Linked DNA regions of Mus musculus: regions 2, 3, 4, 5, 6 and 7 are each linked to region 1. The links are chromatin loops, found by intact Hi-C in ENCODE. Cell type or tissue: left cerebral cortex. All regions are shown on one strand. Region 1 holds the start of Gnai3 (guanine nucleotide binding protein (G protein), alpha inhibiting 3). Region 2 overlaps Gstm6 (glutathione S-transferase, mu 6). Region 3 has its middle 15 kb from the start of Gm12500. Region 4 holds the start of Gstm1 (glutathione S-transferase, mu 1). Region 5 holds the start of Gstm7 (glutathione S-transferase, mu 7). Region 6 holds the start of Ampd2 (adenosine monophosphate deaminase 2). Region 7 overlaps Ahcyl1 (S-adenosylhomocysteine hydrolase-like 1).

What was found. A loop is a pair of places that touch in the nucleus more often than their neighbours do. Peaks named below come from ENCODE experiments on the same cell type or tissue, not always from the same donor. Only the 100,000 strongest peaks of a DNase experiment are listed, where the experiment ranks them.
Region 2: it touches region 1 in a loop (2.3-fold over the local background); 22 of 42 quality-filtered maps call a loop at or near these places.
Region 3: a loop joins it to region 1, with 7 times the contacts of the local background. A loop is called at or near these places in 36 of 42 quality-filtered maps.
Region 4: it touches region 1 in a loop (2.7-fold over the local background); 3 of 42 quality-filtered maps call a loop at or near these places.
Region 5: it touches region 1 in a loop (6-fold over the local background); 25 of 42 quality-filtered maps call a loop at or near these places.
Region 6: a loop joins it to region 1, with 3 times the contacts of the local background. A loop is called at or near these places in 32 of 42 quality-filtered maps.
Region 7: a loop joins it to region 1, with 4 times the contacts of the local background. A loop is called at or near these places in 10 of 42 quality-filtered maps.

What each region holds. Positions count from the first base shown.
Region 1 is chr3:108,146,142-108,150,141 of GRCm38, forward strand. Gnai3 (guanine nucleotide binding protein (G protein), alpha inhibiting 3) reads right to left here and starts at 11. Exons shown (of 9, transcript NM_010306.3): 1 at 1-11. It overlaps Gpr61 (G protein-coupled receptor 61), which reads right to left. Exons shown (of 3, transcript NM_001305461.1): 2 at 3,611-4,000; 3 at 2,180-3,031. The coding sequence ends at 3,853. In left cerebral cortex, CTCF peaks have their summits at 59 and 1,962 (motif pointing left); DNase peaks (open chromatin) are centred at 19 and 1,947; H3K4me3 peaks cover 574 bases; H3K27ac peaks cover 546 bases.
Region 2 is chr3:107,937,837-107,941,836 of GRCm38, forward strand. It overlaps Gstm6 (glutathione S-transferase, mu 6), which reads right to left. Exons shown (of 8, transcript NM_008184.4): 6 at 3,353-3,448; 7 at 3,157-3,267; 8 at 1,011-1,480. The coding sequence ends at 1,391. Among named protein-coding and RNA genes, the nearest start is that of Gstm6, 3.9 kb to the right of the region's middle. In left cerebral cortex, a CTCF peak has its summit at 1,719; DNase peaks (open chromatin) are centred at 1,775, 2,215 and 2,877; H3K27ac peaks cover 1,623 bases.
Region 3 is chr3:108,068,926-108,072,925 of GRCm38, forward strand. No RefSeq gene overlaps it. Among named protein-coding and RNA genes, the nearest start is that of Gm12500, 15 kb to the right of the region's middle. In left cerebral cortex, a CTCF peak has its summit at 1,560 (motif pointing right); DNase peaks (open chromatin) are centred at 399, 711 and 1,565.
Region 4 is chr3:108,016,287-108,020,286 of GRCm38, forward strand. Gstm1 (glutathione S-transferase, mu 1) reads right to left here and starts at 1,687. Exons shown (of 8, transcript NM_010358.5): 1 at 1,454-1,687; 2 at 1,065-1,140; 3 at 598-662; 4 at 233-314; 5 at 42-142. The coding sequence starts at 1,489. It also overlaps the pseudogene Gm12502. In left cerebral cortex, a CTCF peak has its summit at 1,824; DNase peaks (open chromatin) are centred at 1,336, 1,847 and 3,041; H3K4me3 peaks cover 2,190 bases; H3K27ac peaks cover 1,427 bases.
Region 5 is chr3:107,930,086-107,934,085 of GRCm38, forward strand. Gstm7 (glutathione S-transferase, mu 7) reads right to left here and starts at 1,732. Exons shown (of 8, transcript NM_026672.3): 1 at 1,534-1,732; 2 at 1,230-1,305; 3 at 743-807; 4 at 388-469; 5 at 189-289. The coding sequence starts at 1,569. In left cerebral cortex, a CTCF peak has its summit at 1,872; DNase peaks (open chromatin) are centred at 1,255 and 1,749; H3K4me3 peaks cover 267 bases; H3K27ac peaks cover 1,653 bases.
Region 6 is chr3:108,083,169-108,087,168 of GRCm38, forward strand. Ampd2 (adenosine monophosphate deaminase 2) reads right to left here and starts at 3,498. Exons shown (of 18, transcript NM_028779.5): 1 at 3,050-3,498. The coding sequence starts at 3,059. It overlaps Gm12500 (predicted gene 12500), which reads left to right and starts at 2,808. Exons shown (of 1, transcript NM_001358018.1): 1 at 2,808-4,000. The coding sequence starts at 3,058. The coding sequence ends at 3,675. It also overlaps a transcript of Gnat2 not described here. In left cerebral cortex, a CTCF peak has its summit at 2,299; DNase peaks (open chromatin) are centred at 973, 2,258, 2,722 and 3,504; H3K4me3 peaks cover 3,176 bases; H3K27ac peaks cover 2,214 bases.
Region 7 is chr3:107,688,632-107,692,631 of GRCm38, forward strand. The region is part of intron 1 of Ahcyl1 (S-adenosylhomocysteine hydrolase-like 1); the gene reads right to left. Among named protein-coding and RNA genes, the nearest start is that of Gm40121, 5.6 kb to the right of the region's middle. In left cerebral cortex, no CTCF peak of the experiment used is centred here; a DNase peak (open chromatin) is centred at 2,014; H3K4me3 peaks cover 676 bases; H3K27ac peaks cover 3,554 bases.

The sequences.
Region 1 (4,000 bases):
GTGTGCTGTTTACGACACTTCCGGCGACGCCCAGCGGCCGTTACTACTTAGAGCGCTGTGCCAGTGGGAGGCGGAGGTGGTACGGAGAGCGGAAGTTCCCTGGTACCTGACTGTCCCCGTGGAGTGATGGCGAGCCTTCGCTCCGCACCTCCCAGCCTTAATACCCTTTTACTTCTCCGGCTCCTGGACTTGGATTCCAAGTGTAGAAAAAGCGGGACTTCCAGCACGTGGTGTGCTCTGGAGGTTTGGCGGTGAGGATCAGATTCTCAAATGAGAGCTCACAGTCCTCTGGGAATTGCTGTTGGGAAAAGCCTCCCTCTCCAGAAAACAAACAAACAAAAAAACCTTTTTTCCTTTTCATCTGTGATTTGGAGCCCAGGTCTCTGTCCAGAGCCGCGTGTTGGGCACTTCAGCCAAAGTTCCCTCCGTCTGATCCTTGAGCTGCCCAGCCTGGATGTTCACCCATTCCTCTGGCTACACCCATTATGCCAAGTATATATTAGTCCTTCTGCTACAACGTATGGATTTCTGTGAGCTGTACATATGCCTGGCACTCCTATGTTGGCAAAGGATCACTCGACCGCATCAAGTAATAGAGAGTGAAAAATAGGTAGTAAGTATTAGAATATGAAACTAGGTGTAATTCATTTATAATATTTCCACGCTTCCCTTTCTTCCAGGTAAACCTGAGGACTTAGTTCCATACCCAGAAATAAACGAGCTAATCTCTAATCTAACAAGAGTTCCTCTGTGATAGCCACAGAAAGGGGGAAGTTTGGTAAAAGTTGTCTTTCTACTATCTCCTGAATATTGGCTCTGTGAAGAATATCCTAAAGTCCCTACTAAATAGACCCACAATGACTCAACACCCGTTTTAAGAAGGGGCATTTTTTTACAGCCATTGAAACATTTCCCTGGAATTTAAAACATTTCTCTAGTAGGAGGTAACTTAAGCTACAAATTCCCAAGAGAAAGGTCTATAGTGAAAATTAATTAATTAGAACCATCTAATTAGATTAACCTCGTCCACGTCACCCATAATGCTTGTCAATTCCAAGTCTGGAAAGTCTCCCACTCATTTCCAAAAGAAACTGCTTTTCCTTTCTGATCACTTCTAGGGGGGAAAGGGTCAAGAGGAAAGGGGGAAACACAACATTATTGAGTACCTTTTTGCCAGGTAGGCACTTCCATGTCTCATCTCTTAATCCTCACAACAACCCTGTGAGGTAGGTAATATTAATCCCCATTGTCGCCAATGAGAAAATGGGCTCAGAGGAATTCAGTCGCTTTCCCACGTCCACACAGTAAGTACATCTGTCTAGTTTCAACTTCACGCCCTCTTTCTACCAGACCTCTCTAGAAGGTATAGCTGGGAGACCCCTGACAACAGAGCATCTAAGGTTTTTGGATGGCAGTCACCTCGATACCAAGATGTTGGCAAAACTGGCAGGATGGATCATCTCACCCTGTTGCTTCCTCGGCTTGTAAGGGAGATTGTGTCCAGGAACCGCCTCCAGGAGGTAAGGATTGGATATTGAACTTTACCAGTCCGTCTCAGTGACTAGAAAATTCCTGGACAGTGGCCATAGCAAAAGTTGTGGAGAAAGTTCTCTTCACAATACTAGGAAAGTTTTACTTCCTTTATGATCTGTTCCTACAGCCAGGGAAAACATGGCAGCTTGCTAGTTAATGGCAATAAGATCTCAGTGTCGGCTTATTTCAATATGACTTAGAAATATCCTTGCTCTTAAAACTTCCTTTTAATGTGAAGCAAGGGTTGAAGGGCAAAGTTAAAAAAGGAAAACTTAACAAAATGGCTGCCAAGCAATATTTAACTCTCTCTCTCTCTCTCTCTCTCTCTCTCTCTCTCTCTCTCTCTCACATCCCTCTCTCACCCTACATGTCTACGTTTCCTGTCTGCTGGGCTCACACTGCCACCTACTGGCAGTCTCTGGGTCCTACTAGCTGATTGGTGGAGTAATAGTATGTGAAAGTTTTCCCTATGATGTACTAGGAAGGAGACCTCTCAGCATGAGCTTTATCTCAAAAGAAAGGGAAGGGCTCTAAAGTTGGAAGGACTCCCATTTGCCGTGTGTTACTTTCTAAAGGATTTCCTCAGTGTAATAGGCTCCAGACTAGAAGAACACCAATGATAGGAAGACAGAAACCTGTAAATGTACCTAAGCCAAAGAGGGAAAAAGCTGTTTGCCCAGTTTTATTTAGTAGATTATTTTCTTCCCTAGAGAGTTTTGCTTACACTCCCCACACTTTCCGCATCTGCATGGAGTCTCTTATGCATCAACTTCAATATATTCTCAAAAGTCAGAACCATAGATATAATTTTTCCTTACTGTATAACTTTATCAGACCTAAATGCTCTACAAAAATACAAATATCTGGTCGAGTTAGCCTGTGAAGTCCTTGAAGGCAGAGGTGGCACATCATATGTGTATGCCCCGGGGGATGTTGGTGTTCAGCTATTCATGCATTGAATAGAACCGAAGGAGTCAGTGTTGATATTAATATAACTTTTTATCATAAAATTTATTGGTTGTTCAAAGGGGAAACTACTCCACCCCAACCCACTTTCCCCCTTTCATGTTGAGTGAGCCAGAAATTTGTTCAGCTATAGCCCACATCCCCCTCTGGTTCTACCTTGACCCTTTAGTATTCAGTTGAGGGAAATGGAATGAACAGGACCCAGAGGGGAAACCTGTCCAGCTTGCAATTAATCCCTTTCCGCTGAAAATACCATTGCTGATACTAACCAACACAGCCCCTATAGTCTTAATCAATAAGCAGCAAGGCCCAATTCTCTGCTCTCTCTCCAACCTAGGGCTGCAGGTAGGAGACAGATTTAAGTCTTTGTCACAGAAGCTAATTTTGAGAGCAATGATGGGGAACAGGGAGACATTTCATGGACAATGGAAACCCCACCCTTCCCTTGCCCGACCTGAGTCTCTTGTACCCGAATGTCCAGGGGGCTGGAAGTGGGTCACTGCCATGAGGAGATAGATCGGGGAGGCCAGTCCTGGAAAGAAAAGATTGGCAGTATTATTGATCAGAGTAATTTACCTGGCCTTTCTGTATCCAGCCACGTTACCAATTCAAAGGCTAACACCCACCCTCAGCTCTCTGACCCCCGAGTCATTCCTAGTTACTCAAAAGACAAGGAGGGAAAGGGCATCCTGCCTCCTGCTCATCTCTGCTGAGGTCAGGACCCACACTTGATTTCATATGTGCAGGAAAGAGAATAGGAGAGAGTTGCAGAGTTGTTCTGTCTTCTCCTCCACTACCCTGATTGCAATTTTTCCTTGCTGCTGGCCAAATCCAATTCACCCCTACAGGTCTTCTCACTCTAGACATTAACTTTAGGAAGGGATCTGTTAACTCATGAAACACTTGCCGAGATGGCAAATGAGAAGATGTGGGCCGCTTTCTTACCTTGTCTCAGAGTAAGCATTAGTCTGGACTACTACTCTGGAAAGAGGTCAACCTCAACAGTCCCCAGATTAACTGTTCCTAGCCTGCTGCTCCACCGCCTACCCTTAGGAAGTTTCCCTGTCTCCCGAGGCCTGAAGAGTACACTGGAAGAAAGGCTTTCCCTCACCTTTGTCACCCTTTTCTCTCATCAACGTCTCACCATACCCAGGTTCCCTCCCCCAATAGTCAAAGATCCCAGCCAAGTCCAAGGCTTTTTGCCACATGTCCATCCTGTCGATTCTGGGCCTGACCCAGGAAACACCAAGCAAAAGCTAAGTCCAGAGACCCTAGCCCAGACCCCAGCCAGCCGCAAAAGCAGTCCTTGAAATCATAAACCAGTCCCAAGCTTTATTTCCCTCCTGGTGTCCGTCATGACTCCAGCCTTGGTGAGGGGGCGGGACGGAGGTAGCTGTCGGACATGATGATGTCGCTGGTGAGTTGCTGCTCCAGGAACTCTGAGGTCTCCTCAGCAATCTGGCCTGGGATTCGAAAGTCAACAACAGGGGGTGGCTCCCGC
Region 2 (4,000 bases), 210 kb before region 1:
GGGGCCTAGGGAAGTAGATCTGCCCATCTCCAACCATTCACTGGCAGCTGCACCTCTTAACTGCTTAGGTGAGCGAGGGCTTCTGGGTCAGACTACAACACCTCCACATGAAAAACCTCCTGTGGCCCATTCTATGTTTTCTCAGGAAGCATGGTTATTTCCAGAGTCCTTACGCCAAACACTGGCACAAGCATCTCCAAAAGCAGATGTTCACAATTTCCCAAACGTTAACTTGCCAGACACTGCCAGATGTATCAACACAGCCAGAATCTCCCCTCGATGAGCTGATGATTGAGTTTTTTGAAAATTCCTACAACGCAATCACCGACAGTAGGGAATGCTTATAGTAAACCATCTTGAAAAGAGAGAAAGATGGCTTCCAGGTGAGGGTAGATGTAAAACCTGGTGACTGTTCACCCTCTGCCCATCAGCCTAGCACCTCTCGGAAGCAAGACTCACAGGTGAGCATGGCCAACGGAGGGACTGCATGCACACTGCAGGATGACCACACTGCAGGATGATCACACTGCAGGATGACCACACAGCTTGATGATGACTGAGAATTCTGGTATAGAAGACACACCCACCTATAAGAACCCCAGGTGAACACTGCCAGGGCACATCATGATTTCTCTCTTTTTAAAAAGATTGTGTGTGTGTGTGTGTGTGTGTGTGTGTGTGTGTGTGTGTGTGTATGTGTGTGTGTGTGTGTGTAAGCCCAAGCAGGCAGTAGAGAGCATCAGATTCCCTGGAGTTGTGATTATAGGCCCATTGTGAGCCACCATGTGGGTGGCGGGAACCAAATCCAGGCCCAAAACAAGAAAGGAAGTGCTCTGAAAAGTTCAGCCATATTTGCAGCCCCTGTGCGTGGTCATACATCCTGACTACCTGAGAGTCCACCCCATGTTCCCATCACCTATTCATCCTTGTGAACCACAGAACAAAGACCACACAGCCACATTCATGTAGTCACTCCTGAGAATTCTAGGTAATACGACAGGACACAGAGCTAGTATGGATAACACTTTACTAGAGCTCACACAAGACTGGGCCTTCCCACTCTGGAGATGGAGCCTGCATACTGGGGAGTATGGATCTTTGGGCTAAGCTGCTCAAAGTGCAGTGAAAGATTGTCTGGTTAGAAACATGGCAGAAAGAAACAAGGGAAGCAAAGGACTTTGCTGAGGACAGGGAGCTGACATTGGAGGCTTGAGTGAAAGGGGAGACAAGGAGTTCTTGTAGAGGGAAAGTTAATGAAAAGACAGAGGGAAAAAAATGGGAAGATTGATGAAGAGAAGTTACTGGAAGCTAGCTGTGGCCCGGTCAGTGTTCACGGTGACAGGCACACTGATAGATCTTCCCCACCAACACCGGCACTCCATGCATGGTCTTACTCATTGCCCCACGTGGCCTGTTTTAAGTACACAGGACTTGGAAGGAAGCGGCTGGTCTTCATATAGGCAGAGATCTTCCTCAGGCCCTGCAGGTGAGAAGGAGAAACCAGGACCTCAGCTCTGCAAACCCACTCCAGGACCAGCCAAGAGACTTTAAAATCCAGAAGGAGAAAACCCACCCCACCACCCTGCAAAAGCAGCCCCACCATCACACCAATCAGCTGAGGTAGCAGAGGTTAAGAAACTTCCTCAGTCTCCCATGGCTAAGAGGGTCAGCCCAGCACTGTGGCTGCCACTCTGCTCCCTGTGCACTCCCTCCTGCCTCCCATAGGGGGCACTGTCACTCCTGGCTACAATGACATGCCTGTACTTAAAAGAAGCAAGGATCCAGAAAACCGAAAGGGTTGAGAACTGGCCTGTGTGGTTTGGAAGAGAGTCCAGGAGCCACCCAGTGACTCAGCAAACCCTGAGTGTATGCAGAGAAGGCCGAAGAGACTGCAGAGCATGAGTGGCCAGCTCCAGATGTTCACCAGAAGCTAACACGTCTCCACTTGAGCCCTAAGCACAATCCCACTGAGCCCCTACCAATCTCATCTCTAGCTCTGATGCAGTGGAGTGTGATACAGGACACCTTGTCAGAGAGTGCACAGGTCATTTCCAAAGATCAAGAGAGAGCCAGAGCTACCAGTCCCCAACAAGCCACAGCCATCTGTGTTCAGAACAAGGGCCTCTGCACTCCCCTCCTCAGCTATACCAGCTCGTGCACACTCACAAGGCCACTCCATGTGGATCACAACCGCAGTGATGAGAGCTAACTAAAAAAAGACATGCATCTCTTAATGGCAAGTGGGAAAGGAGAAGTGCTTCTAGGCCGAGATCTGTTGCTATGGCAATGCCTTGAACATACAAAAATGAAAAAAAGTACATCTTGTTGGTGTCAAACCAGAGAGTTCAGGGTGGATCATGGTTAACTGCGAGGTGAGAGCCAGGCAGCCATTAATATCACAGGCATCTCATGGTCTGTTGTGCCCCCCACCTACCGGCTTCACTCAGTCCTGGGATGGAGGGACAGTTTTACACGTCCAGCTGGGCCCGATACAGAGGGAAATTCCAAAGCATCTCAGTAAGGACAAAGTACGACCTCACTTCATAGGGGACACAATGGGAGCTGGAGGAATGGCGGGAGGAAAAAGCACACCCACCAAAAGAACTCAAGATGAAGTCTTCCACAGGAGCAGCCCTGAGTCACAGTACTTCACAGGTCAGCCACAGGACTGACAACACCAATCAAATATTACCATGGAGTATGTCTTGGTCCTGCACATCAGTCTGCCTTTCTCTCAGCCTAACGGTTGCAGGAACAAACACATTCTTCACATAATCTGCATACTGCAGGTCCTGGGCCGGAAACCCAAGCTGTTTAAAGGCCTGACTTTCTTTTTGGCACAAATCAGGAAGAGACACTGAATGTTGCTCTTAGAAGCCAAAAGCAGTTGGGAGCCCAGAACAGCCTCTACTCGTGCTAGGATGCTGAGCAAGTAGCTTACCCTACACAGTCTCGTGTTCCTTATCTGTTCATCGTGACAGCTAATTCTACCCAGGTTGCCTGCGTGTGGCAATGACAAATTGACTCCGCAGATCTAGAAGGCTGAACATGGGTCCTGGCAGAAAGTCAGTGCTCAATAGATCAGAACTAGGGAAGCAACCTGGAAAGGGGGAAGGGAAGTAGGGCATCCAAGAGGAAGCAGGACCAGGGCATCACCTCAAAGCGGGCCATGAAGTCCTTCAGGTTTGGGAAGGCGTCCAGGCACGTGGGTTCAAACATTCGATGCTGATCAAGGACATCATAGACGAGGAAGTCTGCAAAGGTGATCTGCAGGAAGTGAGGCTCAGTGAGGTGGGATCCGGATGCCTGGGAAGAATGGCAGCTCCTCCTGCCCACCTGCTACCCTCTCTACCTTGTCCCCTGCAAACCATGGCTGCTTCCCCAGGAACTCCGAGTAGAGTTTCAGCTGATCTGGGAGGCCCTTCAAGAACTCTGGCTTCCGTTTCTCCTGAAGCAGAAAATAATAGCTGTCATAACCCTCATGCAGGCCCTGTGGGAGAAAGTGTGGCTTTGCCCAGCTGTGCAAAGGAACAGGCATCTTCCTAATTCTGGGCATGTGCCATTTAACGCTTCACCACTTTAATAATCAGACTCTCGATTGGTAGCAGGCTTCATCTCTCAGGGGTGCCTGGAATGGAAATGCCAATCTGTCCCTGAATCTGTCATGACTGATGTCTAGCTCAGCACTGCCTTCCAGGGTAGTGCCTTCCAGACAGGTTCTGAACAGAACAGTCCAGTGGAAGAAGGAAAGCCAAGTATTTAACAATCTCAAGAGAAGAGACTACGTGATTTCAAAGAGGGATCTCAAAGAATAGAATCAGTTGAACAGCATAGGGTGTTGAAAGAGACAGTGGTTCTCTAGCTGACCGTGAGCTCCAGCAAGAGGCCCCGAGTTTTGCTACCACTAAGAACTCAGCTCTGAGAAATCTGTTGGGTAGATTTCTAAATACCCATGACCTTTTTCCCCTCTGGTTTTCATCTGTGAACCCCAGGGACAAGG
Region 3 (4,000 bases), 77 kb before region 1:
CAAGTGCTGAGCCTAAAGGCATGGGCTGCCACCACCCAGCTTAACTACAGCTCTTAACTGCCTTTCTAAATGCTCTTCTCCACTCCCACAGCTATCAGCCACATCTAGCTCACTCCTGCCAGGAAGAGGCAGGACATTGTCCCTTCTCAGAGACAACTTCTGCCCTCAACCAGATACAGACGTTAAGGGCCACAGTAGAGTGGCTGAGGGGTCAGCTCTGTACTTCCTCAACCTCACTGAACCTGGTGTTTCTCTTTGGGGGCAGGAGAATGCCAGACTTGGAGGTGAATGCCTGCAATCTCAGTACTTACGCCGAGTGAGGCAGAATGACTGCTGTTAATTCAAAGCCAGCCAGGGCTACGGAGTGAGTCAAGCAAGCTTGGGATAGAGAAAGCACCTCCGCATCAAAATGAAAGAGTGGGAATATGATGCCGGCTGACATGCAAAGCAGCCCTTAGTACATTGCACACACTCACACAGAAAGAACTTGGACCTCTGTGTTCAGGGTGCTATAAACACACCCTAGTCCCCTCATTTCCTCAGGATCCCAGGTTGGGGTAGGCAGGACTTTACTCCTCTACCTGTTTGTATGTTTCAGGGCTGACTTGCCCAGCCAAGAGGCTCACAACCAGGCCAGTTTTTCAGGAGCGAAGTGGAGTTGGACATCTAACCCTCCATGTGGCTGCTTTGCTGACAGGAGCCAGGCTGCACTGCAGCAGAGACAGCAGTTCTGCTCAGCTTGTCCAACCAGGAAGAAGAACCAATCTGAAGGCTGGACCTGAGGCTGAACCAATCTTATCTGGAAGCGGGCGGGGCGGAGGGTAGGGCTCTCCTGAGCTCTGTGCAGACCCAGCATCTGATTCTGAGGACGCTCCCCTCCAAGAGTAACCAACATTCAAACGCACACACATCCTCATTCGATGTAACTCGTCTTTGGTTTAAAGGGGCCCCTTTGACTTGCTTTGGAAGCCGCTTTTGAAGTTACCCGACTGAGTAACTCCTTTAGTTTAGAACTGGCTATGGCTACAGTCATGCTGCGGATTCTGGAGCGTTTGCCAAATGCAGTTTACAAATTGTTTCCAAATATAATGACATTTGTAGGGATACTAAAATTAACAAATATTGAAGTTGACATGCTAGGTTTTGAAGGCATTTCTTTAAACATTTGTTAGTTTCAGTTTCTCCTCTTTTCTTATTTTACAGCCTCCAAAGTTCTAGCTTCCCAGCCATCTTTGAGCCTTTGAAAGCCTACTCCACAGATTTACATCCAGAACTAGGGACCGGGGTCACTCCTAACTCCAGATGCTACAGGAGCCCCGTGGCTTCTAGCTGCAGAGACCACCTACCCTAAGTCATCGACCAGGCAAGGTCAAGTTGAGGGGCTTTGCTCCCATATAGAAAACAAAGTGAACTATTGAACATTAGGATAAACATGAGTTAATGTTTAAATGTTCTATTGGACTTTCCTTTAATAAATTCACCCAGGAGGTAATAGTGTGACAAGGTTTGGATGAGCACAAGAAATGTCCCCACCTGCTCCTCTCTGGCTCCCCAGGAGGGGGCGCCGCAGAGCAGCCCAGGTTGCTGTCTACTTGGCTAGGATTTACAGTTGTAGTGCCTAGGTGTAGACTTCACAATGTGCTAGGCCGAGGGCCACAAGGGGAAGGTTCTTCTGCTGTTTGCACACACCATTTGGGGCATTTTAAAGCATTGATTTTAAAAGTCCCCACCACCAATCTCAACCCAGCAAATGAGAAGGAGTTCCCGCCCCAGCAAGGACTACATAACGAGTTCAAGGTCAGCCTTTGGACGGTGGTAAGGTGCTGCCTTCCTCAAGAGGGGTCCACACTCAGCAGCCTCCAAGCAGGTCACTTGGAAGGGCTGACAGGGAGACCGGATGAGAGGTCTGTCAAGGCAGAGGGCAGGCAAGCAAGGGAAGGGCTTTGCTTCATCCTATCAAGTGAAATTGACATCTCAAACCTGGCAATTCTCTCTTATGGACATGTAGGTTAGTGTGAGAATCTCAAGCCTTGAGCAAACCAAAGCTAAAGCTTACTAGAATCTTACCTAATGCTTTAAATCCAATCCAGCATGAGGAAAGCATTATGGGTAAGAATCTGGCGGCACAAAGAAGGAAGTACCTTGCCCATGGTCACACAGATCAGGACTACAGCTAAGGCCAGGTGTCACGGCTCCACAGTGCACAGCCAGTCACACACTCCAGGCCTACATACTACTCTTTTAACATTTTGAGCATGCGCACATATGCACATGCCCTGGTGCATATTCCTGGAGGACAATTTTCAAGAATCTGCTTTCACTTTCCACAATGTAAACCAAGCACTGAACCAGGGTGTGAGGCTTGGCAGCAGTGTCCTTTACCGCTGAGCCATCTCTCCAGCCCAGCCCTAGTCATTCTTAACAGAGAAAATCTATGGTGGAAAACCATCATGGGACAGGACACAGAATACAAGTAACAAAACATGAAAGGGGTGCCAATCATTTTAAATGTAAGTTCAATAAGAACAAAATCTGTGTTTTTAAAAACAAATCCCTTGAACTTAGCGTGTGGCGGCACACACCTGTAACCTGTGCAAGAAGGCTGTGTGGAAGGCCAGCCTGAGCTGCAGAAGGCCCCGTCTCAAAACGTGCAAACAAGAAGTGGGATGGCAAGGCGACTAAGTGATGGCTGCCGAGCCTGACAACCTGACCCATCTCCAGGGCCCGTGTGGTGGAAGGAGAGGACCAAGTGGCCTGCACATGTGCTTCATGGCGAGTACACACAGATGCACACATGCACATGCACGCGTGCACACACACAATGTAATAAAAAGGCTTTTTGAAGAAAAAAGAACTAGAAGGAAAGCATGAATATGTAAAATATATTCATGCATACAGATAGCTCAGGTATGCTTGGTAAAACTGGTAGCAAGGAGAGGCTTTTTGCTTCCTATTTTCTTAAGTCCCCTTTTAAGAAACCTTTTCTACCAAGGCATTTTATTTATACTCATGTTTTTGTTTTATATTCCTGGAAAAAGATCCCAGTAATCTTCCTCCTGGGTGTTTTCACAGCTCGTGCTGCCATCTAAGACTATCAGTACAATGAAACCAAGCCAGCAGGGTTCTCCTAGGTCTCTGAGCTGCACATCAAGCAAATCTGGGGCTGCCCATGCCATCCGTGGCTAGCCTGGCAGTGAGGCTCTGCAGCCGTCAGTGATGAGCAGGGCATCCATGCTTCCTCCTGGCTAACGGTTAGGAAGCAGGAACTTGAGCATGGGCTGGTGAGGATGAGCTGTGTCTCTTCAGCACCATTTACACTCTTGAGAGCATCAGCCAGCAAGTTCGTGTGACCCATTATGGAAGCGGAGAAAGAGTTCTGTTTTTAGCTAGGAAAAGCTTCCTTACCTTTTAAAGATTATTCGTTCCTGGGCTGTGTGTACAGATCACTCACGTAGTATATGAGTCCTGTGTTCAGTCCCTAGCACCACAAAAATCAAACTTTAAAAAGGATATTTTTCAAAAGATTCACTCTTGATGAATGTTTAAAAGAGAAATGTCGGCTGGGCGTGGTGGCGCACGCCTATAATCCCAGCACTTGGGAGGCAGAGGCAGGTGGATTTCTGAGTTCGAGGCCAGCCTGGTCTACAGAGTGGGTTCCAGGACAGCCAGGGCTACACAGAGAAACCCTGTCTCGAAAAACCAAAAAAAAAAAAAAAGAGAGAAAAATGTCTGAAAAATGAAAAACCAAAGTCCAGCTGATATGAAACTGGAGAGGTTGCTAAGAAACATTTTGTTAGTTAGCAAAGGCGCTGGGGGCTGCGTGTCATCACAGAGAAAAGCTGGACAGGAAAATGAAAAAAGGGATTTGACCTTTTGACAAATACAGTGAAGAATAACAGAGTCCTCGGTGCTGGTGTGGACAGACAATGCTGGCCATCGAGGAACAGCCTAGAAGGATCCCTTAATCCAGTTTGCTTGATTTCCAAGTTAGTGGCTATCA
Region 4 (4,000 bases), 130 kb before region 1:
CCTGCTGTGAACCCTGTCTGCCGCACCCACTGGCCACTCACAAAGTCAGGGTTGTAACAGAGCATGATGAGCTGCATGCGGGTGTCCATGACCTGGTTCTCCACAATGTCTGCACGGATCCTCTCCTCCTCTGTCTCTCCATCTGCAGCACACACAGTACACTAGGCATCCCAACCTTGCCAAGCCGAGGAGATTATCCCCCATCTCCCACCCTGTGGCCAGCCCCACTCACCCAGGTGGTGCTTTCGGGCAAGGTAGCGCAGGATGGCATTGCTCTGGGTGATCTTGTGTGATCCATCGATCAAGTAAGGCAGCTGGATGGACAAGCAGGGAGGGTCAGATGGGATATGGGGTACCTGAATCCTTTCTCTGGGTGAGAGAAGACACAGGGCCTGACAGTGTGCCTGCCATGGGAAGCCCTCCATGGGCACAGTGTGCACTGAATGAGAGAGCTGGGGCACAGCCCATCACAGAACACTGTGCAGCCAGCAGGGATGGAGCAGGAGAGCAGAAACACTGATCCTAAACCCTCAGCCAGGCCAGGAGATGAGGTGAGATCACCGTGTCTTCCCCAAACCTCTCCTCCCCTGCACCTACATTGGGAAAGTCCAGGCCCAGCTTGAACTTCTCATTCAGCCACTGGCTTCTGTCAAAGTCGGGAGCTGTAAACAAGAAGATGTGAAAAGGCATTACCCCACTGTCCCACCCTTCTACAGATTATCGACCAGTAGCAAGAACCCCTAAGGCAGGGCCTCTGCAACCTGTTACAGAGAGTTACTTTCCAATGTGGAGAAGGGTCTGAATAACAACTGATAATAAAGGCAGCCTGGACCCAATAAGACCCCAGTAGTGAATTCTGTCGAATTATAAATACAAATGGACCAAGGAACTCCATTCTCCATGATCTATATTGGAAAATCAAACTGCACTCTCAAAGAGGTTTCTGGAAGCAGCAGCCTCTATCTTTAGCTAGAGGGAGACCAGCAGGGCTAAATAACGGGAAATCTAGGCATAGTTTGATAGGTAAGAGGGAAGCAGGTGTCTGACCAGGAAGGTGGCATTACCGTCACCCATGGTGTATCTCTTCTCATCATAGCTTGAGTCTGTGTATTCCAGGAGCATGCGGATCGGGTGTGTCAGCTGGGAGAGATGACCAGAAGAGACAGAGGTCAGACATTGTGGGGACTTCTTTGTATGACTTCATCTTCACCCGTTGAGACCTCCCACACTGCACAAACGCCGTCACCCCGCACGTGCATGTGCACACCACACACATACGCGCGCGCGCACGCACACACACACAGCCACCCAAGTGCGTAAACTGAGCGCTGAGAGCTACAGGCAGGAGATTCCAGTGAGAGCTGAAGAGTACCCGCTGTAGGAAGGGCTCCTGCTCTTAAGAACTTTCTGCTTCACATCCCAGTCCCACCCTCCAAGTGGACCCCTCTCTCACTCCGCGGACGTTCCAGTATCCCAGTATCATAGGCATGGTGCTGGTGCTGTGGTCTTCTCAAACTGGCTTCAGCAGGACTGACCTGTGTGTTTGGAGTTGTGACTTTATACAGACTACTAGAGAAACGTGGGCAGGACAAAACAGCGGGTCCCTCCCAACCCTGCACCAATCCCAATTAGGCACTCCCCTTCCTAGGTCTGTAACCAGAGCAGCAGACCCTAAAGCGGAAGGCAGAGGCCACACCCTCTCCGGGAGAGGCGGGGTTAAGATCCTTAGCGGCCTCTGTCCCGGGATTCTGTTTTGCACACGCTGAAACAGAATCTGCTCTCCTGCTTCCCCCGAAACCCTCTTAGCGACTGCCGCCATCGCCGCCTGCTGGATGCTCCCTAGACTAGCTAGCACTTTGCCTGGAGTCTGGCCAGACAGCGAAAGAACATTGGGTGGGTGTTCTCCCGCCTTCCTTTCTTTTGCAGAGCTCGGTTTTCACACCCAGACTGTGGGAATCTGTCATTGGGGAGGCTCAACTCTCAGCTTAAAGACAAAAAGGCGAGAGCCCCCGACCTGAGAGTTTAATGTAGCACTTATCGTCATGGAAAGAACTCTGTCAGTCTGACAGGTACCGGATTTTTGCGCACACAGCCTCAAGTTACAGGAACAGTCGGTGACATGGAAACAACCCCAAGGCAGAGATAAACAGGGCTCCGTATTTTCCTTTAGGGGGTTTGAGAACTGTTATCAGTTATTAAAAAACTAATCTGTATTTTGGCCGTGTTTATGAATCTAAATTCAAGTACCAACCACAGAGGGGCCGGAAGTTTGAGGGAAGCCACAGCTGTGGACAACAGTCAGCTGACAAAACCCAGCAGAGCACAAGGGAGAAAAAGAGCCCACGCTGGGTTGTGCCATAGAGAGGGAGAGCATGTGACCCAAGAAGTTTGCTTTCAAGGGATACCAGGATGCTGTACACATGGGAGCCCAAAGCAAGACCCTCAGCTGTCCCTAAATGCAGGACCTGGCCCAGGCTCCGGACATGCGTTTGTATATGACAGGGTGGCTCAAATGACCTTTCAGGTTACCCTGAGATATATAGTAGTATATCCTTCACAAGTAGTATATGCCCTGTAGTATTACCTTCACAAGGTCAATGTCCTCCCAAGAACACTGTCCTACCTGTTTACTTTCTTTTTTGCAGACAACCAAGAGGCTTGATGGAAGGGGAGACTAAAATGAGTTTACAAGTCAAAGGCCAAGGCTGTTGCTCTGCAGGACGTACATTTTGGGATTAAATCATCCTTTACTGGGACTACGGGGTATGAAGGCAACATATCATGTCACCCACATAGGAGCTGTGCAGTGAGGTTGCAGGGGGCAAGCAGAGGCCATCTCATCCTAGGACATTAAAGAAACCACATGTTCTGCAGGTCTTGGTGAGGATGCACGAAAAGTGACCATGTCACTGGGGCTTTAGCAGCAGTTTGGTGGGAACTACAGGGACATATTTTGCAAGTATGAATGAGGCACTTCAGCAGATTGTCACACACTGTGGGAAGTAGAGAAGGAGGAGTGGAAGAAAGCAGAAGGAATCCATACTGTCTAGGACAAGGACTCAGAGGGCCTGGGAAGGGAGCCAGAGCCCTGGAGCCCTTCAGAGGACAGAATCTATCTGCAGACAGGGATAAGGGCTAGGACAGCAAGTTCTCAATGCAGGGTCCCCAGAGTCCGAGATCATTGTCCCTTTGAATGAGAAAGGTCCCTGAAAGGCAGCAGGGAACTGTGGGGACTGGAGACGTGGAGAGATCTGAAGCTAGGAGTCACAGCCAGTGCTGTCTTGGAGAATTTAATCCCAGCGTTGGTCACTGATCCTCTGGGTGTCTCTGTGCACTGTCACAAGTTCACAGTGCAGCCAGCCCTAGTGTCTTAAAAGGACACTGTACAGGAAAAAAATCTAAATGTGCTGGAGGAAATTTGGCTTATAACCTATAGAGTGACATCTGAGATGGATTCCGTAATTTCTTCCAGGCCAATGGGTGACATTCAACATGGTCCATGCAAAACCACAGAATTCTATAAATAATGGCTTTAAAAATTTTAAAACTCGGGGTGGGGGTGAAGAAGGGGCCGGCCTTCGAGTGACAGCGGCGCAAGATGTCAGCCACCACAGGCTCGGGAGTAAAAGTCCCTCAAAATTTCTGACTGTTAGAAGAATTGGAAGAAGGACAGAAAGGAGTAGGCGATGGCACAGTTAGCTGGGGTCTGGAGGACGACGAGGGCATGACACTTACAAGATGGACAGGCATGATAATTGGGCCTCCACGAACAATCTATGAAAACCGAATATACAGCCTTAAGATAGAGTGTGGGCCTAAGTACCCAGAGGCACCCCTGTCTGTAAAATTTGTAACAAGAGTCAATATGAGCGGCGTGAGCAGTTCGAATGGAGTGGTGGATCCGAGAGCCACGGCAGTGCTGGCAAAGTGGCAGAACTCCCACAGCATCAAAGTCATCCTGCAGGAACTGCGGCGCCTGATGATGCCAAAAGAGAACATG
Region 5 (4,000 bases), 220 kb before region 1:
GAAGACCGTAACCTTAGTCCTTCTGTCTCAGTCTCCATACTGTGTCACCATGACTCCGCCAGCAGTTCAGAGTATCATCTGTAGGTGAGCAGCGCTAAGACGTTAGATGCTAAGCAAACAGAGCAGATGAGAAGGCAAAGGTACAAGCTCTGGTTCCCCCACCTCATCCAGCCCAGAGCAGGACTCACAAAGTCAGCGTTGTAGCAAAGCCTCGCCAGCACCATGCGGTTGTCCATAAGCTGATTCTCCAGAATATCCACACGGATCCTTTCCTCCTCTGTCTCCCCACCTGTGAAAAACACAGCCCAGACTCACACTCAACATGCCACCCTGGCCAAGCCCAGCTGGTGGCCATCGGTCCCCACCCCTGCAGCCGGCCCCACTCACACAGGTTGTGCTTGCGGCCAAGGTAGCGCAGGATGGCATTGCTCTGCGTGATCTTGTGTGACCCATCGATCAAGTAGGGCAGCTGAATGGACAAGCATGGAGAGTCAGATGGGATATGAAATCCCAGAATCCCTTCCTTGGGTGAGGACAGACACGAGGCCTGGCACTCAGTGTGCCTGCCATGGAAAACCTTCTATGAAAATGCTGCTCACTGAACAGAGAGCTGGGATACAGCCCATCACAGAAAGATGGTGTGGACAACCAGGAATGCGAAGATGAAAGCCAAAGGACTGATCCCATCTGTATAAACAGGGACACCACCACCATCTCCACACCTCCCCTCTCCTGTACTTACGTTAGGAAAGTCCAGGCCCAGCTTGAATTTCTCATTCAGCCACTGGCTTTGGTCATAGTCAGGAGCTGTGGTGGACAAGATAATATGAAATCAAAGGACCCATGTGTTCAAACCCCTTTCCCAAGATTTTCCCAAGGGGTCAGAGACAAGACTCTCCAAAGCAGTGGACCTGCAAGCTGACTCACAAAGTCATACTGCAAGCTTGCAAGGATGAAGATGTTTGTAAGGGCTGTGAGCTTCTTCATCGCTAAAGCTTGTGAAAGATTTAGCCAATTGCTAGAAGAATGGAGCCCAGTTATAAATACAGAGTACACTCAAATCTTTCCTTAGCATCTTCCATTGGCAAATCAAACCACACCATCAAGGGTTTTGGAAGGGGCATGTTACAGCTCCAACAAAAAAGTGTCAGAGCTGAGTGATGAGGTTGGTTGCTGGGCAACAATGGACAGGAGTTGGGCAGGGATCTGACTAGAAAGGATGCAGTCACCATCACCCATGGTGTATCTCTTCTCCTCATAGCTTGAGTCTGTGTATTCCAGGAACAGGCGAATGGCATGGGCTAGCTGTAAGAGACAAGAGATGGTAAAATTCTTTACCCCTTCTACACGAGTCCTCATTCTCTGACCTAGTTTCACTATGTCCATGGATGGACCAGAACACACACACACACACACACACACACACACACACACACACACACACATACACAGCTGCAAGAGCATGCCTCCATTGACTGCACGGATCCTTGTCCCTCCTCCAAGTCCTACTCTGCATTCGGACCCCTCTCTCACCCCACGGATGTCCCAGTAACCCAGTGTCATGGGCATGGTGCCGAGGTCTGAACGGACAGGCTCAGTGTCAATCTAGCCTTGGCTGTTCAGAGAGCTGCCAGAAACGGATTGGCTTCGCTTTGTCAGGTCTTCAGACTGCCCTTCCCCACCTCCCAGTTCCAGCCAATACCGGCATCCAGGAACAAGGCCAGGGCCGCCCCCAGAGCCAAGGCTGCCTGAGCTCCATTGTTATGGTGGTGGCTTGGCTGAGTGCCAAGAGCGAAAGGCGGGGCTGGGTTTGCTAGCTTCTTATTGGTGGTGCTGGGTTTCCGCTGTAGGACTGCTATTTTCTACCCTCTAGTCTAGATGGCAGCAGCATTCCCCAGTGGTGACAGTTCGGAAGGCCTAGGACCTTGACAACTGTGTCCTGAGGGCAAAATTATCTTTTATACTGTGAATACTTAAAGAACGAAGAACTGGAAAACATGATAATACAAATATATTCATGAATGCAAAACAAATTTTTCTGATGAAATTTATTTCATTTAAGTGTGTGTGTGTGTGTGTCCTGGATCACATAGTAAATGATGTATCTGGAGTTTTTTTTCTGTTTTTTATTCTGATATAACATTAATCTTTGAAAAAATTCACAAAAGAAATGAGTGCCCACTTAATCACCTGTATACTGTAGCTGCTTCCTTGTTCGGGTGCCCTCCGCTAAACTCCGCCTTCCTTGGCTTGCCTTTCCCTCTCTCCTGATCTTCCCACCCCCTACCTTTGACTCTTTCCAGCATGAGTACAAAATCTTATAACCAAGAGTCATTTCATTTTCTTTCCCACTAACACCATGCCGGGGATGCGTGAGACCCTGGAGTAGCTGTGATTGATAATCACCTCTGCCGTGCTGCTTCCTGGCCAGGCTTGCACTTGGACCTGTGACTTCTGACAATTGACGGAACATGTTTCTCTTTACAGAGCCTTGAAAGCCTTGTGCCCAATTCCCGAGGAACAAGTGTTCTTTGTCTTATGTTTCTTTTTTATCCTTTTCTCTTTTGCGATGGCTTTAGAGGTTGGCCTTGGGACCCTGTGTAACCCAGGCTGGTCTTGGATTAGGCTCAGTTCTCCTGTCTCAGCTCCCGAGTGCTAAGATTAAGGACATGGAGTGCCACACCTGTCTCTTTTAGGAAGCACCGCCAACTCACTCAGATCTCAACTCTTTTAAACACGTTTTATGTTTATGTTGGTTTCATTTGGTTGTGTTAAAATGTAGCTGAGGGTGAGGAAACCTGCCTTAGTTTGAGATAGCATTGCTCTGATTTTTTTCGACCAACTTTTATTAATGTCTGATCTCAGTGACATTGTGGGGTGGGCAAGTTTCCAGCCACAAGGTACCCTTCATGTTCTAGAGACCCGGTGAAGGCTGCCTGCACTGGGAGGTGTCCTTCTTAGTCCGCTTGGACCCCTGTGAACCAGGCTCTATTAGGGTCTCCAGACAGTCCTTAGAGGCAATAGTGAAAGCTGGAATGGCAGTCAAAGCAAGTGTGACTCAAGCCTTATGGGGACCAGACAGGCTCCCATATGCAGAGACCTCACTGGGGTATACTGCAGATAAGACCTGCCTCTGTTACACACGTGTTGCAAGTACAGAGCCTAAAGATGATGGGCTCCCCCAGCTCCTCAGCACAGCACAGCACAGTCACTGCTGGACAGGACAGTGAAGCCAACTTCAGGGACGGCCACTTCAGGAGGCCACTGAGTTGAAGGAAAAGGAGCTGGGGCAAGAATGGGGCAGGGATTAGGGAACAGCAAGATGGTGCCAGAGTAGCAGGGGGATGACTGCGACTGAGACTTTAGGGCTCCCATTCTGTCCCCTCTCTGCCTGTCTTCCCACAGGACACCCTGCCACTCCTTGCCTTCACAGACACGACCATTTCTCACAGGGAACATCCTTGCTGGTTTACACAGAAACGTCCTGTAACCAGACAAAGACGTCCATGACAGGCCAGTGCAGCAGGACAGAGAGCCCAGACCTGAGCCAGGGACCCAGCAAACCCAGGATCAAATGCACAAGGGGAGGAGGGCCAGCTAAGGATGCTGAGCCAGCTCTAATTGTTCTCTTGCAAGTAGAGGTCCAACCCGCTCTCTGTGGAGCCTCAGGTCAATCTCACTGAGTCCCAAAGCTGCCTCATATCCAGCCCTGCTCCATGGGGCCATGCAAAGAGACACTGGGAGTGTTTGTTCCATCTTACCAGGAGAGCCTGCTCAGATAATTTCTGCAGGGTTCAGAGACCTACTGCTGAGGGTTATCAAGAAACCAGGTACAGTGGGCCTTGGGCTGCAGCCCTCAGCTCTCCAGTTCATCCCTCTCATAGCCATAGGAAGCTTTGCACAGCCACCAATGCTATGATTCCTGCAACAGAACCAGAGCCAAAGAGAATCTGAGAAAGAGGAGCATTTGATGTAGAAAAGACTCCAGACTGCAAACCTG
Region 6 (4,000 bases), 63 kb before region 1:
TGTCCTACAAGCACTCTATAAAGCTTAGGTTAGAGCCCTAAGCCCATGTGACTGCAATTAGGAATTCCTGGGACCCTCTAAACACTTCCGACATGGAGACCCTTCAGTGAGGGGGGTGAGAGGGTCTCTGAGCCCAGTGCAGGGTCAGGGCTGATAAGAGGGACAGAGCACCGAGGAGAAAAGATCTCTGTAGGGAGGAGGTGATGCAACTTCCCCCTTGCAAGAGAGCAGAATAGGAGGAAGAAGCAAGGATCAACACCTACTCACCCAACCCAGGGTTCAGATCCTAGGCTGGGTGGTAGTAGCACAAACCTTTAATCCCAGCACTCAGCAGGCAGAGGCAGGGGCAGGTGGATCTCTGTGAGTTCCAGGACAGCTAAGGCTACACACAGACAAACCCTGTCTCAGAAAACAACCAAACAAAAAGGAACCCAGAGCCTTCTTAAATTCAGCTCCAGACCACTTGGGGGCTTTGTTTTCTGTCTTTTGCTTTACTGGGACCACACCTGAGGTCTTGTGTAAGCTAGGGAAGTCCTTACCACTGGGCCATATCCTCATTCTTTTCTATTTTTACTTCCAGCCAGGATCTTACCAAGTGTCTCTGCATGCCTGGAGCTCATGATCCTCCCGCCTCAGCTTCCCAAATAGCTAATTACAGGTATGTGTCACTACACCAAGCCACCAACCACTTCTAGAGTCCCTGAAGGCAGACCACAGGGCTGCAGAAAGGAAGACAGAGTCCTCATTTTAAACCCTTTCCTATCAGATAGGCCTGGAACTACACAGACGAGCTAGGTGAGTAAGAAGGGTACCAGCAGCCAGAGCCATCCTCCTACTATACCACAAGACTGTAAACGACTGCTAGGGACTCACCAGAGGAGAAGCACAGGCGCTATCCTCCACTCTCCAAGCCAGGATCCATCTCCCTGGCCCTGTGCCAAAACTTGGCATCTACAGTACCACACATACAGGCAAAAGCCAAAGGGGACCACTCCATCAGCTCCAGGATTTCTGGTGCTTAGTCAATCACCTTTGACTGGGAGCATCCTCACTCACTCACTCAAGACTGCCTCACTAGGCCTTGACCCCAAGTAGAAGATGCTCTCAAGGTATAAGCACCTAAGGGTCTCTGGTTCAGCAACAGAGTAACCAGCACAGAGCTAGTCCCAGGGCATACACCTAGAAGACAGATGCGAGCACAGAGAATCTATCTCAGTACAGTACAAAGCCTAGATAAGCACAGTCAGCAGGATAAGAATAGGCCAGAGGCGGTTAGTCAGGGTGTCAATACAGGCAGCTATAAGGAGTTGATAACACCCAATCAATCATCGAAATGTCTTTCTTTTAGCCATTAGACTTGAGAGTTAAAGACACATCCCTGGAAGCACAAACTCTAGTAGCTAAGTCCTCACCAGGATGGACCACAGGGCCAGCTGCAGATGGTGCAGAGATGCCCACTTAGGTCCAAAGGATGCAGCGTACATAGCCCACCAGCCATTTCAAGGGCTCCCCACTCTCCTGAAGAAATTCACAACACAGGCCTGGAACAAGCCAACAGGAAGGACACTGGCAATAGGTGTTAGCAATCTGGTTGTGTAGGTGTTAGCAATGCATGACCCCATATGTCAGACCTCACCACCCCACTCACCAGGGAGGGAGTTCTAGATCTAGGGTCTTGGAAAGAATAAGTAAAGGCAAGTCTAGCCTGAGTCTGCCTGGTACCAATCAGAGTAGCCAGTCCGCAGTCAGTCCCACACCCTCCCCACTCCATTCACATACACTTCACACGCAGTCTTAGCATCTGCACAAGCTGACACGTGTGCATATACATCTCGTGGGCACCCACATCCACACCCACTCCTTGTTACGGAGGGCAGCACCCCTGACATGGAAACCTCAGGCACCCCCTCCCACCTCCCTCCCTGCGCCATCAAGTCAGCCAGTCAGCCGGGGAACCGGGGAACCGAGGTCGAGAGGCATCATTGCAGAGAGGGTGCTGCAGAAGGGGACCTTATCGGAGGCACTCAGTGGCCTGGACAAGAGGAGGGGAACCCATGCCTGAAACCAAGAACTCTCACCTGGAGCGGCAGCGGAAGCTTGCAGGCCGGCCCGCTTCTTAAAGGGATATTTGGCCTTGGACTTGCCTGGGCCAGGATAGGATGCCATGGCTGGGGCCAAGGCGACAGCGGAGGAACCTCACCGGCTGGGGCCAAGCTCTCCCACATCCAACCCCTTCCTCCGCCCCGCCCCCAGCGGGAGTGACTGATGCAGGAAGCAGCGCCCCGCAGGCGGAAGAGGCTCTGGCCACGATTTCTGATGTTGTCTAGGCAACCTCGGGGAGTGGGGCCTCCATCCTGCCCCTTATCCCTCTCTTCCCACTCCAGTCTTTAGAGTGCCCTGTCTGATGGTGGCTAGGGCCGGGGTCGGGATGCAGAGAAAACAGATGGAGCAGCACCAGCTCTAAGCTCTTTACTACCCTCACCCCACCTCGGGAACCCTCATCCCTTGCCAAGGCTCCAAGGCAAAGAAGCCAAAGTCCAGGCTAGGCTGGTCCAGCCAGCCAGAGAGAAAAATAATAGGCAAGAATACCGCCTGAGCTCCAACCTCAAAACCCATTTCCTCCAGGGAAGGAACAACGGTACTCATGAAAACCCAGAGCCTCTGGGGCAGAGCCCCCCTCTTTTCTTCTCCATCTGACCCCTGCTCTAGGGACAGCCCAGCTCCGGGAGGAGGCAGAACTGAGAATTCGAGCCCAGGAGGGAGGGGCCTGTCTTGGGAAAATTCCACTGACCGGCAGAAGCTGTCTCCTAGGAAGACAGGAAGAGTAGGAGGCTGGGTCTTGTCTGAGGTCGATGGGAAAGACCCCAGCCTACTCTGACCTGTCGCTCTGCCTGTACACTCAAGATCTGCTTCCTTGGACCCTTCTAGGAGCCGTTCACGTCCCCTAGGTCTTGCAGGCATTGCCAAGACCCCCCACCCACTTATCACCCGACCCAGGCACCTCTGCCTTGGAGTCCCTTTATCAACCACACACGCGCCACACACTTACCTGAGGCCATGCTGCCCAAGTCCCGCGTGGACCAGGAAGGCAGCCTACGAAAGTCTGCACAGCGAGGGAGCCGGGCTGAAGAGGGGAGAGGGCCCCCACCGGGGCGAAGTCGCGCCACTGGCCCCTGCACCCGCACTGAGAAGCGGGAAGGAAGGCAAGGTTTTCAAAATGGCCAGCTGGCCGGGGGGCGGACTCCCGCCGACTTCAGCGGCCAGACTGACCTCAGGAGACCCCGGAGTCGCGACCCCAAGCCTGCACTCAAGAGGAAACAGGCCACGTGCTCCCCAGAAAACCGGACCCGGAATTCGCCTAGGGTTCTTTCACCACTTTCTGGGAATCAATTAGGGATCCGGCTCCTGTGGCCGGGCTACGGGGGAGTCACGCAACAGGTGCGACCCCGCCGAAACCTTCCGGGCTGCGCGCCAATCTCGCGTACCCCAGGCCCCGCCAAGTCCGCGGCCACGCCCCGTTCGGCCACGCCTCTTGGCCTCCTGGCCACGCCCCAACCATTTTCCCAGTTCCCTTACGCCACGTGGGCAGCCTCCGGACCAGGGTTGGCCTTGGCTTGGCCCTTTGGTCTTGGGCGATTTCTGTGCGTCAGTTTCCTCATCAGTAAGATGGGATGAGGCAATGGAAACACCCCATCCAAAGAAAGGAGTTACTGAGGACTGAAGGTAAATCCCCTTTGCACAATGTCTGGCACAAAGTCAGGTAGCTATTATTAGGGTCCCAGAATCCATTTCAAGCAGAAGCCCTGCCCTTGAATTCTCCGCATTCCCACCTGAATCTATTTCCTTCTATCAGTCATTGGTAGGCAGGATGTGCCCTTCAAAGCCGGTTCACCATCCCACATTAATTTCTATGTTGACGTTAGACTAGCCAGAATGCCTAGGTTCAAATTCAGACATCTCCACCTACTTTCTGACTGATGGTGAACTTCTCTCTGGGTTT
Region 7 (4,000 bases), 460 kb before region 1:
TAGAGTCTCCTGACTTTTCTGGGGAGAGATGAGGTTCTGTTAATGGGACATGAGTCTCTATACAAAGTTAGCTTGGAACATTCTTATAATACTCCTTATTTGGCAGTCTTTCAGTATGGGCATGGAAAGTTCTCAAAACCTTAAATAATAATTCTCTAAGAACTTCCTTCAAGTAAAGGAACATTTGGGCTGTGGTGATCCTAAGGTCAGCTTAGAATCCAGCCTCAACTGAACCATCCACTTACTGAGTTCTTTTTCAGTACCCCGAAGGAGTTTCAGCCTTGCTCCTGCAGCACTCATCCTGAGGGAGGCCTGGCCATTCTTTCACATCAAACACCAGAGCCACATTAACACTGGCTTTAGCTGGTAACATGGCTCATCGGCTTCATCAACTTTCTAAGTTCTGTCTTTTCCTCCCTAGCATGTGTTTCTGATCTATTCTTTAGTTGAATTGTAACTCTTCAATAATTAACTATACTAAACTGTGCTTTTCTTCTGAGGTCAGAATTTTACCAAAATGTTTCTCAAAGTCTTTAAAATACTATTATTTTCAGTCTAAGAGTTTATAATATAAACTAACAAGTTTAAGCTCTCATATTCTGACTTGACCATCCAGAAACTAGAGGTAAGGGTATGTATAATGTGTTAGAATTATACTTAGCATTTCAAAAAGAATTTAGACTCAAGAAATGAAACTGGCTTAGAGAGGCCTGGTGTTCCCCATTTGTTCTATAGATACCCTCCAGTACTCTTACATAAATGGCCTTCCTATTTTGATAAAGACTGTTTAGGAGATAAAGTCCAAAGAATATAGCTCAGGGCTTTCTATGGCCCTAACATATCCTTAATTCTAGATAAGCAATCATTAGCTTAGGTCCAATGACAGGCTTCAGGTTAATTCCTTTGATTTACATTGTTTTATTTACTGTGTGTTCTCTCTCTCTCTCTCTCTCTCTCTCTCTCTCTCTCTCTTTCTTTCTCTCTCTCTCTGCACTCCTACCCCATATCTAATTTCAAAATAATTTCCAGCGCCTTGGTCATTCAAAATGCCAACCCATTCTCCACTAGCTGCCCTACCTTCAGGTCCTCTCCTACTGTGAATTAAGTATGTCTAATTTAGAGCCCTAATAATAAATAGTCTGAAAAAACTCCCTTTGTGACAAATATCTTTCACACTCCAACCTCACGAAAGGTACTGATTTAACAAGCAATCTAAGGAGGACCTGAAAAAGCAAACAATTACACTGAGTTTGCCATGCTTTTGACAAAGCACCTCAAAAAAATGCAGGAAATAAATGGGTTTAATAAGCTTTGCTCCGAATTAAAACAAGGGAAAGGAAGTGGAGAAGCTACTTTTAATACCAACTATACTTGTTAGTACAGGCATGCATGTGATGGATCCATAAAGGGTTAGGAGAACATGAGAGTCTATCTAAACAAGACAGAATGGTTTTTGTTTATTTATTTTTAAACATGGTTTAGTTCAAATTTAGCAAAAACTGGCAATATGCTCTCATTCCAATCATGCCCAGCTTTCAGCTAATCCCCTCCCTATGGAATCAGAAAAGAATGTGCATAATTATGAATCTCATATTCCCCAAATAGGAAAGCTCTAATTCCTGAATGAGAGGGCTAAGGTTAGTTTCATCAATCACCTATTCCCAATTACAGACCAGCAGACAGGGGCCTTCTCAGTACAAGTGTTTTCTATGTGCCCTTTAGAACCTGGAAGAGTCCTTTACCCCACTTACACTAAGAACCAAGTCTTTGTCAACCTTGATTTACTCCCAGCTGGCAAATAAGAACAGAAACCACCTCCAGAGTAATGCTTCCTCCTGGGAAATACTGGAGAAGGGGTGTAGTGAGGTCAGCCCCTCCAGGATTTGTTTTTTCTTGGACTTAGCCTACAGCTTATTACAGTGAGAACATGATGTCCCCGATCAACTTAGTCTCTTTCTGTTATAACCCTGAAGCAAACAGATTCTACAGCAGCTACAAGGCCGTTACCAAGGCCACTGTATTGATCAGTGTAATTAAAATTCACAATTCATCAAGTCCAGCACAACAAGCCAGCTGGGTCACTCTCTACATAACAAGCCAACACTGGGAATCTTCCTGTCTGGTACTGATGCTGGCACTAAAAACTCAAGTACTGAATTAGAAGTTGGAACCACCTGGACACGGACAGGAAACTGAATCTGTTACCAGAGTAACTGCATGTATCTGCCATTTCTATAAAGCACTTATTTCACTTTCCAAAACAGGGAATTTTGAAAGACTCCCTTTCCCCCAAATCTTGCCAAAGTCACACATTTTACATAAACATCACAAAGTTTAGTGCCAACGAGAACAGGAGCTCATGGTTAGGACAGCACTGGCTCATTCCCAGAAGACTGTAACTGTAAAGGTGTGTTTCAAGGACAAGTGCACATCAGACTGTTGGATGTCAAGTTCAGCTTTTGGTTCGGCTGAATGGACACCCAGCATCACACAGTATGAAAGATGGGAAACGGCTCAGCATTGCTAACAAGGCTGTTAACACTGTCAGAGCCCTAACATACATTCCAAATCCTGCTGCCCAACTTTTCATTATTCCTCAAACTTGCAACAACCTGGGGACAAAGTTTCTTAAATCTAAGATACCAGTTTCAACGTTGAGCAGAGAGAGGGTCCCCAGTGCTTAAAATGTTTGCTCCAACGGTGAGAATTTCAAACTGCATCCCTCATTACAGTAAGGATAGCTCTGAGCTGACTGCTTTATGTCTCCATACTACACAGCTAATGAGGAGGCCATGTAGTATGTATTCTTTCTCTTCCCTTCCCTTCCATTTCCTGTATTAGAAAGAGAGCTACTAAACTCTCATTATGTTCTCTCCTGCAGTCCCTAGCTACTGCCTTATCTTTCCATAAAAACAGCTCTGGCAATAAGAAAGGAAAGCAAGTCAGTCACTACGTGACTGGACCTTACTTTCTCCTGGGGACAATCACTTCACAGTAGTGACTCAATAAACGTTCATCAACAGTACTGTGTGTCAGACCTTATATGTCTGAAACAGTCCTCGACATCAATAAGCTCTACCTAGAGAAATCAAATGATAAAATCCATACTTTATCAGTTCAGTATCAAGAATAGTTTAAGACATACAGTTTCCTATGGAGAGAAATAGAGCTGAGAAAGTACTTACCCACAGTTGCTCAAAGTCTGGTTTCTGTGTATAAGTTTCTGAGTTATACTCTCAAGGCAATAACGAGCCACAAAGAGGAGGTTAACAATACCACCAGCCCCAGCTTTATTCCAAACCTCAAAGACAAAGTGCAAGCTAGAAACATTTTCTTTTAAAGCAGAATCTAGCTCTATAAAGAAAAGAGATACTATGCTTAGAAGCCTGTCAAATTACAGCAAGGGTTAGGGTCTATGAATGAGTTCCAGGCTGCCCTATCAAAGCCTATACAAGTAAATATGTATTTTTGTGCTCTTCTGATTTTTCCTAAGGACAGAAACTATGATTTCATGAAATTCTTCAAAGATTAAGGCTCAAAAGATTAAGAAGCATTATGCACAGTCTCTAATGCAGCAACTACCAAAGGCATTTCCTCAGGCCAAAGTAAGACCAATTCTAATTCTCTGCCTTCTACACATACTCTGTAGTCACCTTTTCTAGACTTAGAAACACTGATGAGGGTTTACATTCTCTAAATTCAAAATAAACTTCTACAACAAGATAACATTAACAATTTGGTTAAATGGTAACAAAGCAGTAAAAGAACTGCACAGAACCTAGGCTAAACGTTTAACATGCTACTCAGCAGGATCCTGAGTCCTTCCTCCTTAGATGTCAGAAATTTACAGAAGGGTAATATTCTGAGAGGTATTTAGAGAATCATGTCCATCAAAGGAGTTTTCATCAATAAATTAGAGATTGGGGTTTATTTATGGAAAACCAACAATCTGACACAATGTCAATTTCTGAAGTTCCAAAGACAGTTACTATCTACACCA